2 separate regions of the Homo sapiens genome follow, and region 1 is linked to region 2. Evidence: chromatin contacts called from ENCODE Hi-C or POLR2A ChIA-PET data. All regions are on one chromosome and are shown on one strand. The core of a region is the stretch at or near the end of the contact, and the rest is flanking DNA. Distances in the headings are between cores, read along the strand shown.

The links. Hi-C counts contacts between places; a loop is a spot of excess contacts on that map. ChIA-PET counts read pairs that join two places held with the same protein, here RNA polymerase II (POLR2A). Pooled maps may share reads with other maps.
Region 1: a loop to region 2 is called in a map of endothelial cell of umbilical vein, with 7 times the contacts of the local background. The contact joins two enhancer-like sites. A Hi-C loop is called at or near these places in 13 of 168 maps with a recorded cell type or tissue (CD14-positive monocyte, CD4-positive, alpha-beta T cell, Right ventricle myocardium inferior and 5 more) and 18 of 50 pooled maps. POLR2A ChIA-PET finds 5 or more read pairs at or near these places in 15 of 52 experiments (CD4-positive, alpha-beta T cell, CD4-positive, alpha-beta memory T cell, GM12878 and 10 more).

What each region holds. Positions count from the first base shown.
Region 1 is chr12:96,208,637-96,215,449 of GRCh38, forward strand. The region is part of intron 1 of ELK3 (ETS transcription factor ELK3); the gene reads left to right. Among named protein-coding and RNA genes, the nearest start is that of ELK3, 18 kb to the left of the region's middle. RefSeq lists an enhancer at 1,466-1,988. Within about 2 kb of position 3,520, at least 5 of the 41 ENCODE cell types and tissues checked have a DNase peak (open chromatin) inside an H3K27ac peak, as active enhancers do; they include endothelial cell of umbilical vein, where a contact is called at or near this core.
Region 2 is chr12:96,164,439-96,171,703 of GRCh38, forward strand. LINC02452 (long intergenic non-protein coding RNA 2452) reads right to left here. Exons shown (of 3, transcript XR_945239.3): 2 at 869-993. Among named protein-coding and RNA genes, the nearest start is that of LINC02452, 4.4 kb to the right of the region's middle. RefSeq lists a silencer at 1,853-2,147. Within about 2 kb of position 1,358, at least 4 of the 41 ENCODE cell types and tissues checked have a DNase peak (open chromatin) inside an H3K27ac peak, as active enhancers do; they include endothelial cell of umbilical vein, where a contact is called at or near this core.

The DNA of each region.
Region 1 (6,813 bases), core at 2,270-4,769, 46 kb after region 2:
CAGTAAATGAAGTGCAACCAGATTTAAATGACCTCCAAGGAGCCTATGAGATGCACTGTGGCCTTGGTAGGACAGGGGAGCAGAAGTCATGCTCACACCAGAGGGAGTTTTGCAGGGACTGGAGAAAGGAGCTGCAAGGGGAGGAAGAGGCTCTATAACTCTCTCCAAGATAGAACCAGGGAGGTAGAATGGCTGTGCAGATGTTGGAGGTCCCGGGCCAGGTGCAGCTGGGCCAGGGAAAGGGGAAGGTGCACAGATGGTTGGGCACCTCTCTGCCAGGAAACACTCATTGCTGCATCAGGACTGGGGTGCCCAGCACAGCTGTGCAGACTTCCCGGTCCCCAGGATCCCTTGGGGATCCTTCTGAGAGGAAGGGGTGATGTCACAGCCCACACCTGACCCCACCTGGGACCCCTTCCTCCCCAGGGTTGCACCATCCTTCCTGACCCTGCCGTGGTGCAGCGTGTGTGCACACGTGCAAAACAGAGACAGGGCAGACGTGATGTTAAAGGCCATTTGTAAGCACAACAGATTGCAGGATGCCATCGATGCAAAAAGAGTTTGAGAGAGGAGCTAACACATGAGATTTTCTTTTATTAAACATATTTTATCTTGCTTTTTTTTTTGTAATGTTTCCACTGGGTGGTGCTGCAGGAATTCCTACCTTTTGCCTTGGATCTACCCTTCCCAGAAAGACGCCTCTAAAGCATAATAGGAGGAAGTCCTGATTTAGAAAGATTTTACAGTTTCAACACAATAGAAGAGTTGGAGGATGCTCTGGCAGGAAATGTTTCAGTTTCTGGATGTGGAAAAACCGCCATCATTTTGTATCCATGCAAAAAGGTTCTCATTGCACTGGGTAAATACTTTCGACTTTCATCAGCTTCTTCTTTAGCACAGAAAATCTTTCAAGTTTATCAGAAAGATTAGGGTTTCATTCTAGTGGAAGTGGTCTGTAAGATTTCCTTTATTTTGATTTTTGTAACACCATCTTAAAGTAAGTAAATAAACATTTTCTTACATTGACAACCATAGATTTAAGAAAATACTTCTGTCAAGGCTGTCTTTAAAGCTGAAGACATTGTTCCATCCTTATTATAAAGATCATTTATACAGTGTACTGATCAAAAGGATTACATATTTTTACTTTCAAATACTTTCAAGAAGTCTTTTAGTTTGATAGTATGTAAAGGATAAGACTGACTTTACCCCTTCTACAGAGGAGAAGGTTGAAATACAGAAGTTAACATCCCTGCTGTAGCTCACACGACTTTTTCTCCTTTTTTTTTTTTTTCCTACATTTGACCAAGGCACAGAAGATCACACAACTTTTTAAGGTTTTGGCTGCAATGAGGATTTGTTTATCTTGACCTCCCCCAACTTTTTTTCTGTTGTACACAGGATTGAATTGTATTGATATTAATAGTACAAAAATTTGGGGAAAAGATTTTCCATTCAAGCAAAGGCCTCTGAAACATAAGAATCAAAAGTAGTATGAGGGTCGGGGGGCCAGATGCCCACTGGGGATTTGAGAGCTCATTAATTTAAAGCTCAAACTGAAAGACAGTTTGTAAGATCCTAGTAAGTTTCACTGACTGCGGAACAGCCTGTTTTTTTCGGGGCATGTTGTGGTCCTCCATGAAATCCTAAACACTGCTTTCTTAGAACCTGAAACAGGCTTCCCTAGAGGTGTTTCTTTTTAAAGGAAAGTTTTGGAGGCACTGCTGGGTACTAGGGACCTTGCCAGATCCTGTCATGCACGGTTTCCCTGGGATTCCAGCCTGTCCCTATTCACACTTGAAGTGCTTCTCATGATTCGTTTCGTGATGTGAGGTGCATGCATGTTTGGGGCCCCTCTTGGGCTAGGCTAGCTCACTTCTGTTTCCTCTGACTTTCATCCTGTTCCACCGCCCTGCGCGCGGGCGCACGCACACACACACACACACACACACACACACACACCCCGAGTGGGAGGTCCAGGGGCACCGACTTCCAGAACACGCAGCTTCTCAACGGCCCACTTGTATCGAGAACCACCCTTGCTTATTTAGTGTTGGGTGAACCTTGAACCTATTTAAACCACGATACAGATCTTTGAAAGGAGGGCACTGGTTAACAAAATGGTGGATGGGGTGGATTCAAAGATTCTTTCTTGAAACAACCCAACTGGAGCAGCTGGAGACACAGATGAGGCAACACCAGAAATGAACAAGGAAATGTCCTGATTTGATTCCTAGTAGGAATGTATTTCCCACGCATTACAATGAGACGTTTCCCTTAGCAGCAGTGAAGTGTGCATATGAGAAAAGAAGCCTCTACTGGGGGCATATGCGCGTTGATTAAGAACCTGGACTTTGGAGCCAGATGCCCCTGGATATGAGGCTCTGTTGGCCCATTTTACCCATGTGGCCATGAGTGTCTTATTTCACCTTTCGAAGTCATAGTTCCTCGTGGGCACAGCCAACTGAGAGTATTAAATTTAGACAGCATGTATAAAGCACTCAGCACAATTCCTGGTACATAGTAAGTGGTCATCAAATTTAATTGCACTAAAAAGAAAAGCTCCTATTTAATAAAGTAATGGATTTCTTTAGGTATGGGCGCTGTTCTTCAGAATTCCATGGGATCTCAGCATTGCTGGTGGTGGAGGATATATTAATAGCTAACGTTTTCTTAGAACAGTGCTCTTAATTTGAAATTTATAAGTTATTTTTAGAGTTTTATAAATCCTGGTGAAATTATGTGTATTTTGTATAGCTGTATATTTTTCCTAGAGAATTTTAGATTGTCAGAAAGGTCCATGGACCAAATATGTGAAGAGGAAACTGCCCTGGGGATGTCATTGTGTGTTTGTGTGTGTGTGTGTGTGTGTGTGTGTGTGTGTGTGTGTATCAGTTTTATGTATGTGAATATATTTTAGGTTGAATATATGAGATTGCTGGTATTTAACTAGTTTTGATCTCTAAAAAGAATAATTTCTTACAGTTCAACTTAATAGTTGTGATATTATGAAACAATTTGAAATATATCACAATGTGATATTTATAATGAAATATGATTGTAGCTTATTTTTGTACGTTATTTATCAAAGCCTAGCAAGTTAAAATTCATCAGGCAGCCTTGGACCACTAGTAACCATATTTACCTAAAATAACTTGTGCTTTTCCATTGACCTTAATCACAGGAAATACAAAATAAAAACTTTTCTGTGTCCAGTATTATGAAACAGTCTTTAATTTTCATTGTGGATTTATTAATAGCTTTATTACATCTAATGAATCATTTTTCTGATCCAAATGACTACTGTTTAGGAGAATCTGCTTAGTATTTTTTCCCTGTTGAATTCACAATGTTAATTACTTTGGGGAGGAACAAAAATTCTGAGTTTTCTTGGGCGATAAGAACCTCAGTGTTGTTTCAGAAGGCAGAGTTGGGCTGCAGTACTGAAGGTTAAAACAGAGCTAAAACACAAGACAAAATGAAACCAGAGCTGCAGTGACAAAGTGGGACAGATGTAGGAGGCCAGGTTTCCTGTGGCCCATTTTCCAGTTTCCTGCCTGCAACCTGCAGAAGAAGAGGAAGCTGAATGTTACCAAGTATGAGAACTGCGGGACGTGCTTCAAGCTAGAATTAAGAGAATGCAAACAACACAGGCAACAAAAACAATTGCAAAGAAAGTGAATGTTCAGGTTTTAGTCCAAAAATGTCTGGGAAGGAACAGCCCATCTGTTTAAAGAAAAAGCATTGTCAGCAGAGCTTGTCCTTCCATGTGAGACTCTGAGGGGGCCTAGGGACTGCCTCAGGTTGTAGGAACCTCTGTTTTTTATAGCCCCACTCATCTTTCAAGACATGGTCTGCTGTTTTAATACAGAAGGTTACCTGAAAAGATTTTCCCTGCAATTCCCAGGACTTCTAAATCTGTTTCCTGGGGATGTTGTTATAGGGGGGAGGTGGATGTGGTTAACCAAGCAGCTCTAATGAACGGCAGCCTCAATTTGGGAAGGCCGGGTGACCAGTTGGCTGCTTTGATCTAGGAGGCTTATATTCCTTTAACCACCCAATAAAATTTTTGTCTGATGTTTTCAAAGAAGAGATTAAATGAAGATGTGTGTGTGTTGAAGACTGCATAGTGCACACTCTGTGTGGCTACCGGTGAGCCACGTGGCGGGATACAGGACTCAAAGAAGATCACACTGGAGAAGGGAGTGAGTTCATCTTTCTCGCGGGGGAGGGGGAAGCAAAATAAAATTATTTTTTCTAGGCTCTTTAGCTCATTTTGGAAGAGTCTGTGAAGTCAGATCTTACAATACCCATCTTAGAGAAATCGAGAGCCAAAGAAATTGTGATTCATTACACACCTTTTAATTGAGTACCTATTGTTTGTCAGGGGCTGTGTTGGAAGTGCTGGGTAATGCAAGTGAAATGATGGCTAAAAATAAATAGCTGTTTATGTGTTGTGGAAGGCTTCATATAAGGCATATACGAAGGGGGCATAGAAACCTTGTTGAAGGTTTAAAACATATATAAGCCTTTGGCGCAGTGCCATGCTTTTTCCACACACCATCTCATTTAAATTGCCTTGCTGCTTTGTGCTACAGAGAAATAGGGTGTGCTTCTGGGACAATCAGTTATTTCTTTACCCTGCAGATTGACCACCTCTTCTTCTCTAAGCCCAGAAAGAACAAACTCTATCCCAGGAATCTTAAAAAGTTTTGGACTGTTAGGGATCAAGAGGTACCCACACGAGGCAGCCTTGGATGGAAATAGGCCCTTTTCTGTCTTACTGTGGGCCCGCTCTGAAAATGTAGGATAACATAGGGCTGGGTTGTATGGTGGTTATTAGGGTGGGGTGCGGTGAATTCTGTGGGAAAAAGTCGAATGGTTGTAAGACATTTTCTCAGCCAGTGTTAACGAAGCCATCATTTACTACTCACCCATATAAAAGTCACTGACAAACCAATTGAGTTACTTCTAATTTAGCCAGAGACAGCATAGTTCCAGAAGGAAAGAGGGGTGTTCCTACACACAGTAAATTGCATATGTTGTTATTTCAGTGGTTGTCAGTGATTTCCTCTGAAAAATCTCTCTTTTTTTTTGTTTTGTTTTTGAGACAGGTTCATGCTCTGTTGCCCAGGCTGGGGTGCAGTGATGTGATCACAGCTCACTGCAGCCTCAAACTCCTGGGCTTAAGTGATCCTCCTGCCTCAGCTCCCCAAGTAGCTGGGACTACAGGTATGTGTCACCACATCCAGCTAACTTTTGTGTTTTTTGTGGGGATGGGGGTCTCGTGTTGCCCAGGCTGGTCTTGAACTCCTAGGCACAAACTGTCCTCCCTCCTCGGTCTCCCAAAGTGCTGGGATTACAGACATGTAATCCGTTCATTAAAAACCCAGTAATCCTTGCATTGTGCTAGATATTACATTGTGCTAGATATAACATGTACAGGCATGTAATCCCAGCAACCTTTCTCTTTCCCAAGATGGAAGAGTTATTTAAAAAACATTGCAGACTGGGCCAGACACGGTGGCTCACGCTTATAATCCCAGCACTTTGGGAGGCCGAGGTGGGTGGATCACCTGAGGTCAGGAGTTTGAGACCACCCTGGCGAACATGCTGAAACCCTGTCTCTACTAAAAATACAAAAATGAGCCGGAGGCAGTGGTGTGCGCCTGTAGTCCCAGCTACTCGGGAGGCTGAGGCACGAGAATCACTTGAACCTGGGAGGCGGAGCTTGCAGTGAACCGAGATCACACCACTGTGCTCCAGCCTGGGCGACAGAGCAAGACTCTGTCTCAAAAAACAAAACAAAACAAACAAACAAAAAAAAAAACAGCAAAAACCATTGCAGACTGTAAAGAGTAAGTAAATAGGTGAGCAATACCTACTTTTGTTTACCTTTTTTAAAATGAACAATTTGTAGATATTCACAGAATGCAAATACTTGTTAATAAATGAAAAGCTTGGGAGACATGAAGTTGGCCTCATGCCTTTTTTATACACAGTGATAATGATCAAAATAATTTAAATGTCCTTTGAAAATAAATTTAATAGTCTTCCAACTCACAGAAATAATAAAAAACTTCAGAACTTGTATAAGTTTTTTTTTCAAATATTATCCTTATTTACTTAATACCTTACACTTACTCTGTGCTGAGTTATTGCAGATCCCTAATAATATAAAATGTTGTCTTCCAGTTCTTTGACTGAGGTACAGGGTTCATTTTCTATAATGAAATGGCTACTACCCTTTGTCTTAGACAATGATAGTATCATGACATGGAAATGCATAGCAGATACTGGCAGAGGAGTTGAACTCAGCAGAATTTTCAGTAAGAAGTGTTCAAATCCATCTTCATTTCTCTAACCATGCAAAATTTAACAAACGAAAAAAGACATGGGTACCTCATGAGCACCTATTTTGTTTATTCCTTACCCAGAAGTTTTTCTCCTTTTCTTGGGCTCTCATTGCCTTTTTTTTTTTTTTAAGTTGCCTCGTTTCTTATTTCCCACCACATAGAAGCTTAAGAAAATCAAAGCTAATTCTGCCCCCTCAACTCCCACCTCAGTAAAAATGAAACAAGGAACATGCAAAGGGAAGTGCTAGGTTGCCATCAGTAGAAAGAAGAACAAATAAGTGGGCATTTCGACTTCTAAGAATGGAGGCAAAAACCTCATACTTTGCATAAGGGGTCTGTGCGGCCCTTGCTCACATTAAGACGTCGGGCGCCACCTTGTGGCCGACAGGAAGGAGGTCAGCTTCCAAGAAGAGGCCAGTAGCTTTTCGGTGACAGAGGCAGGAGGCAGCTGGGACAC
Region 2 (7,265 bases), core at 108-2,607:
ACACACACTACACACACACACACCACATTCACACACACTACACACACACCACATTCACACACACTACACACACCGCATTCACACACACTACACACACACACCACATTCACACACACTACACACACACACCACATTCACACACACTACACACACACAGCACATCCACACACACTACACACATGCACCGCATTCACACACACTAAACACACACACACCACATTCACACACACACACACCACATTCACACACACTACACACACACACACACACCACATTCACACAAACTTGTTGGAGTCAGTCAAGCCCCACAGCCCTAAAAGGCACTTCACAAAAGGGTGAATGAGAAGAGAAAGCAAACCTGAGATTCTGTGGGGCAATTGACACCAATCCCCCGTCCCAAACATCCCCATTTAAATGTGATTAATTTGCAATTCTGAAAGATGTCATTTGTGTCAATCCAGGAACGCATTCATTTTGGGGTGAGCGGAAATGTCCCCAATTTCTGGTGGTAGCGGATACATCTGAAAAATGGAATCGAATCAATTTTGCTCCCGAGAGGGACAGGTGGAGGACTCCTATTTCCTGCCAATTCAGTTGGAAACAATGAGGAGAGAGGAAAAAAAATGGAGCCCTCCCTTCTCTTTCTGGCCTTAGACATGAACTCCTGATAAGATCCTGGAAAACAGGCAGCGTTTTTAACAGCCGGTTGCCCTCTTCAGCTGAGAAAACAGCACGAGCCAAAACTAGGAACCGGGGCCACCTCTATTGTGAATGTGGCCAGGCTGACTTATTGTCGCCAAACAGCAAATCATGAAATGACTGAGATAAGGAATATAATCACATTTTCACATGAACCTTACATTCTTACCTCTTCTATAGGAAAGGATATCCCTGCAGGAAGGAGGAAGGTGGGGCCTGCCCATGTTCTGCAGCAGGGCTGGGACTGCATTGTCCAGGCTTTTGTAGGGACACAGGAAGAGGGTACGGAAGTTTCTACAGGAAAACAGAGAAAAGTTCAAACATAAACAGCATCCAAAAAAATTTACCAACAGCAAACTAGATTTCCTCTTTGGGCCTCCCATGCTTCCATGCACCCCTGGACTGGCAGATTTTAATCTTGGATTCTGTTCACCTTGGTAACCTCCAGCGCGTGTGATTATGCTGTTTCCCTACTTATTAAGTTAAAAGGATGTGTTTTCTATGGCAATGGAGACAAAAACAATCTCTTTCCAGAGACTGTATCCTGGCCTGGCCGGAGACTGTTCTGTCTTTTCCATTTGTCATTTCTGGGGAGGGCATGAGCTTTCCTGAAGTTCCGTGTGTGATAGGGCGGCTCCCTTTCAGGAGCATTTGAACAAAAGCTGAAAGTGGCTACATCATTGCTTCCCACGAGGCAGGGGTTTGGTTCGGCTCCCTGGTTTCAGCCAGAGATGAGCTTTGAGAAACTCAACCATAAGGGACACAAGAAATGTATCCTCACTCCACCCCCAAGTAACTAGTGAGGGCTGGAGTTGTCCCTTTCCACCCCGCTTGCCGTCTGTCCTCCCACCCCCCAGGGCTCAGAAGAAGCTGCCACAGGAATCTCGGCTGCCCACCCTGAGGCCGCACAGCTCTGGTTTTAGGGTTATGAAAACCACGGCTCTAACAGGGAGAATTCCATCACTAAATCTGAAAGAAGAGGGCCTAGATGAAACCAGGGAGCAGCTTTGGGGACTCACGCCACCTTATGCCTCGGCCTTGTGTTTTAAACCAAGTCGTTCCTTTCTGCCTCTGGTTACATAGATAGGTGACAAAAAAAAAATTATAGAAAAATGTTATCAGATTCCCTGGTTTTGGGAAGAGGGGCGTGAGGGAAAAGGCCTTCTCAAGGGCAAACTTTGAAATGTAAGAAGTTTCTCTCCACTCTTCTTCCTGACTGAAAGGCTTCACATTGGCTAGGGATCACAGAAGTCACTTCCACACTCGCTGTAATGGGGACTGCCAGGCACTAAAAGGAGCATCCGTCACCTCTCAGATGGGGCCAATCACACATTTCAGGAGCAAACAGTTACAGTTAGTAGACAGATTTCCTAGACACTTGCCCTTATGGGAAATTAAAGTACCCCCTACCCCCCTCAAAATAGCTCATAAGTCTAAGGATCTTCCCCAGCCCATCAGAGGATGGAGTTCTGAGTGGACTGTGCTAGATTTTTAGGGGATATCTTTTTCTGAATTGCTTTTTCCAGAACGAATGACTTCCATTATGTTCAGCCAGGGACCAATTTTTCACTTAAGTATGTAAAGCAAAATATGACTTTTTCCCTGGATATGTTACAACAGAAAGCTTTCCTGACAGCTGCCAGGCAGGTGATTAAAGCGTATTATATAAAAGCCCAGGTACAAGTAAGAGGGTGACCTTGAGTTCTCAAACCAGTGTAAAATGCTATTTAAGATGGATTCAGAGAGCTCTGCTGTGTGTAAGGAATGCCTGCATTTTCAGAAAACAGCAGATGAAGACTCATTCATGCAACACACACGTATTGAACAGCTGTTGCCCTCCAGCCCTACATTCATTCATTCATTCATTCATTAATGCATTCATTCATTCATGTGTTCATTCATTTATAGAAGGTGCCAGGCACTGAGTTACATTTGAAGAACAATCAGGGGTGATTTTCAACACATGTAACAGGAAGGCTTTCACCCTAACTCACCAGTTTTGTTTTTCAGGGTTTCAGGAGGACTTTGGAGATATTGCTGGGCCTGTGCTGGAGGCCCTTTGCTCCTGTGTCAGGTGTTAACCCTTGAGTCACTTGGTGCATTTTGATATTTTAGTAACCACTACAGCTTGCCAGCTGGCTCAGTCCTGAATACAGTAATATACAAGTCCTTGATCTCTGGAAGCCAGCATTTTAGAGTCTGCTACATTTCCAGAAAAATAAGCCTGAGTCCCAAGCTGACCTGAGCCCAAAGTCCTGCATGGGCTTCAGGAGGTTCTCAACTCCCATGAAAAGGAGGCAGCAAGGGCCCTTCTAATCCAAGGCTGAGCATCAGATGGAGCTTGAGCGAGCCAGGGAGTCCTGCTAAGGATGATGAACCAGGAGAGGGACTCCCCTGGCTCTCCAAGCTCTGTTTCTCACAGGACCCAGTAGGGCTGTGGCCTCCACCTGTGGAATCAGGCCTGCCACACTCCAAGACCAGCAGGCCTCTGAGCAGGGGGTCTCTAAAATAGCCCAGCAGATGACTCAGTTCCAAGCTTCCACTTTGATGGTAGGGCTTCTCACCTGTTGCTTTTCTTACAGCCAGCTCTCTTCATACATTTAGGTTACCTGCCTGGCCCCTATGGACATGTGATTCCTCAGCTACCCTCTTCCTAAACACAGGTTTCATTTAGAGTCAAAGTTAGAAGCATATTAACCTAGGCCTGAGCCTGTCTTAACTTATTTTACCCGTAATGAGGGTGAACAGTCATCATTATTGCTCTGATAAAACATGTACAGGAAGTCTAGAAGTATGCAAGGGGCTCACCTCTCTGGTGAATTGTCAGCAAGTATCAGGTTAAAGGAAAACAGTGAGAAGAGAAAGCAATAATGGGCAAATTTAAAGTAACTATTGGAGAAAGCTTATAACAATTGGGAAGAAAATCTTGGATTCCAACAGCCCCAAATCATGTAAGACCTACAATTTCTACATGAGTACCAAACAATCAAGTTATTAGGTTATTAAATGAAATTCACTATGATTACAAATAGTTTCCTGTAAAAGTCCAATATTGTATAAAATATTACTATAAACCAACATTATTGTCTTTAAAACTCATTTACTGGAAACTTTGCATTCAGATACCGGCCATCACCATCTAACTGGTCCCCTTGGAAGACCTGCTCCTTTTCCCATGACACCCCTACAGAAAACATTTTAGAACTCCTTGTCCCAAATCCTTGTGTGGGCTAATCCTCAAAGCCAATTTATAAGTCACTTAGAAAAAGACTCTTATATTGTTTTATATTCATATATTTTGTTTGTTTCTTTGTTTTTTGAGATGGAGTCTCGTTCTGTCGCCCAGGCTGGAGTGCAATGACACCATCTCGCCTCACTGCAACCTACACCTCCAGGTTCAAGTGATTCTCCTGCCTCAGCCTCCCCAGTAGCTGGGATTACAGGCATGTGACACCACACCTGGCTGATTTTTGTATTTTAGTAGAGACGGGGTTTCCCTATGTTGACCAGGCTAGTCTTGAACTCCTGATCTCGGGTGATCTGCCCACCTTGGCCTTTCAAGTGTTGGAATTACAGGCGTGGGCCACCACGCCTGGCCATGTATCTTATTTTTGATCCAAAATAGTAACATCTACTTTTTTCACCATTATCTAGATATTATTTCTGTTCCAAAATGAAGTCTATCAAATAATGAACATTTATTCATACTGAAATTGAAAGAGGCTGGGTGCAGTGGATTACGCCTGTGATCCTAGCACTTTGGGAGAATTGCTTGAGGCCAGGAGTTTGAGACCAGCCTGGGCAACAAAGAGAGACCCTGTCTCTACAAAAAATAAAATAATTAGCCTGGTGTCATGGCATGTGCCTGCAGCCCCAGATGCTCAGTACTACCTGGGTTAGTCACAAAGTATATGGTGTTGAGCAAAAGAGATGTACAGCTAGAATTTGTGCAAAGAATCAGACAAATTACTTCATGGGAAGTTTTTTTTTAAACATTAAGCAAAGATGGTCTTTGTTTCCTGACAACCATGTAGCCCCTGCCTAGTAGATGAGTCGATATAGAATGGGTGGATGCCAGGCAGAAGAAAGAGGTCATTGCTCAGCTTTGAGGGTCACACTCAATTTTTAAATCCATAAGACAGGCTGGGTATGGTGGCTCACACCTGCAGTAATCCCAGAGTTTTGGGAGGCCAAGGCAGGAGGATAGCTTGAGGCCAGGGGTTCGAGACCAACCTGGGCAAAAAAGCGAGACCCCCCCCCCCCATCTCTATAATTGATATATCCATGAGACAATAATCTTAAAAGGCAGGTTTGGTCGGGGAGTGGATGAAGAAAAAGTGGTAGGTGGCAGGGAGGGCAGTGGTTTGCCTTTACCTGCAAGAGGCAAACCTACCGCACAGCTTCACACTGCCTACACTATAGTGTGAGTCAACGGAGACCATGCCACAGAGTCATTCCCACCAGCCAGGAAGGGTGGGAGAAAAGGGAGGAGGACGAAGTGGGAGTAAGAAGAGTGTCTTTGCATTCAGGCCCCTTTGCCATGAGCAAACGTTAGAGCAGGGATGTTGAATGGCCCAGGTGGTGGAGAGGAAGCTGGCTCAGAGAAGGCAGAGCTTTGCTTTCTGCTTGGAACTCAGAGGAAATTGTCTAGCATGGCATCCATGAACTGTGAGGGCAGCCACAGCAGGGGCGAAATGGTGGTGTTGGGCGTGTTTTCAGGGAAAGGAGCCTGTGATTGCTCCCCGTTTCCTCTTGACCTGTGTGTAGCCTGTAGGGAACATCGAAGTTCCCCAAGACATACTCCCAAGACAGCTGAGAATGCAGGCTCGTGAGCTGGCGGGCAGGGGATGATGCCACGGCAAGCCCAGATGTGGCCAAGGGCTGGAGGGCAGAGCTGCCCCCACACAGCCCAGGTGTAGATGCAATGGTGGCTCCCATGAGGGGGTCTTATCCCATGATAGCCCCCCTGGGCCCTGCCCAACACCCTGAGGGCCTCTGACCCACCCCTCCCTGCAGCCGGACCCTGTATTGAGGAGGATGGGCAGGGAAAGCATGCTTTAGAGAAAAGGAAGCAATCCTGATAGGAAGTTTCAACTTAGAATTAACTGATTATTTGGGCGAAACAGATTGTTTTAAGCCGGAAGAGGCAGTTACTTTTCATTGGTAAGTGTAAATTTCTTTTCCCCTCCACTATCAGCAGGAGTGGGAACAGATGAGACCAGTTATAAAAATAAATGTAAACGACATTTTTCAAACAAAAAAACCTGAGCCGTAGTGTGTATATGTCCACACCCTGCTGGTAAGTATGTGATTATAATTAACCATGAGTCCTGTGAAGAGAAAGTCTCTAGTGCTTTGAATGCATTTAATCAGGGCACATAACATAGACTGGCAGGCGGCCCTCGGGGACAGTCACTAGAAGGAAGTGATATTAGAGCAGAGACTGGCTGGAGGGTTAGATAGGCAGGAGAACACGACAAGGGCTGCAGGAGGAAAGAGGCTGGTCCGGGGGGAGAAGGGAGAAGGTTTGCTGAGCTAGAGGGCCAGGAAGGGCCTGCGAAGAGTTGCAGGAGACGAGGGGCGAATGCCAAGTGCCCTTTTAGCTCTTCTTAAGTTTCTAGTTCACTCAACTCAGTATAATCTATTTAAAATGCTCCTCTATTTTTCCAGGGGAAAACAACAACAACTATAACAAACAGTGTGCTTTAGCATTCAGAGATCTTCCGAGAATAAGTAAAGACAGAGGCAACAAGCTTCGAGCCAGGGAGTGGGCCGTGCAGCTCAGGCAGCTGCTGAGAGCTTAGACCGCTGCTGCTGCTGCCCACACTTGCCAGATTCTACAGCCCTCTTGGCCTTCAGACAATCCCATGCCCTGCCAATCTCTCCAACCCTCTGGAGGGCTGGCTCAGAAGCAGGGCTGTCCCAGTCTGGGTGTGGGGGCTCACGCCTGTAATCCTAGCATTTTGGGAGGCCAAGACAGGTGGATCACTTTAGGTCAGGAGTTTGAGACCAGCCTAGCCAACCTGTTGAAACCCCGTCTCTACTAAAAATACAAAAATTAGCTGGGCGCGGAGGTGGGCACTTGTAATCCCAGCTACTTGGGAGGCTGAGGCAGGAGAATCACTTGAACCCGGGAGGCAGAGGTTGCAGTGAGCCAAGATTGTGCCACTGTGCTCCAGTCTGGGCAACAGAGTCAGACTCCATCTCAAAAAAAAAAAAAAAAGAAGCAGGGCTGTCCCTCCTATGGGGCTGAACCAGAACACAAGAGACCATGGAGATAGAGACAAGAGGACCAAGGGCTCCTGGCTAAACCTGGTGTCCCTCTTTCTCGGCATCTGGATTTCTCACGGGCACCAGGGATGCGGTGGCATCACTGAGAATTTTCCTGGCCAGACTAATGGGTCGGAATGGTAGTAAGAGCAGACAGAATCAAGCCTCATGTGGATATAGAACAGCCAACCTGCTCTAAGCCACCGGTACACTGGCCTAGGCTACTATAACACTCTTTTAACTGGTCTTTCTGCTCCCACTCAGTCCACTCTACATTCTTTTTAAAGAGCTATTTT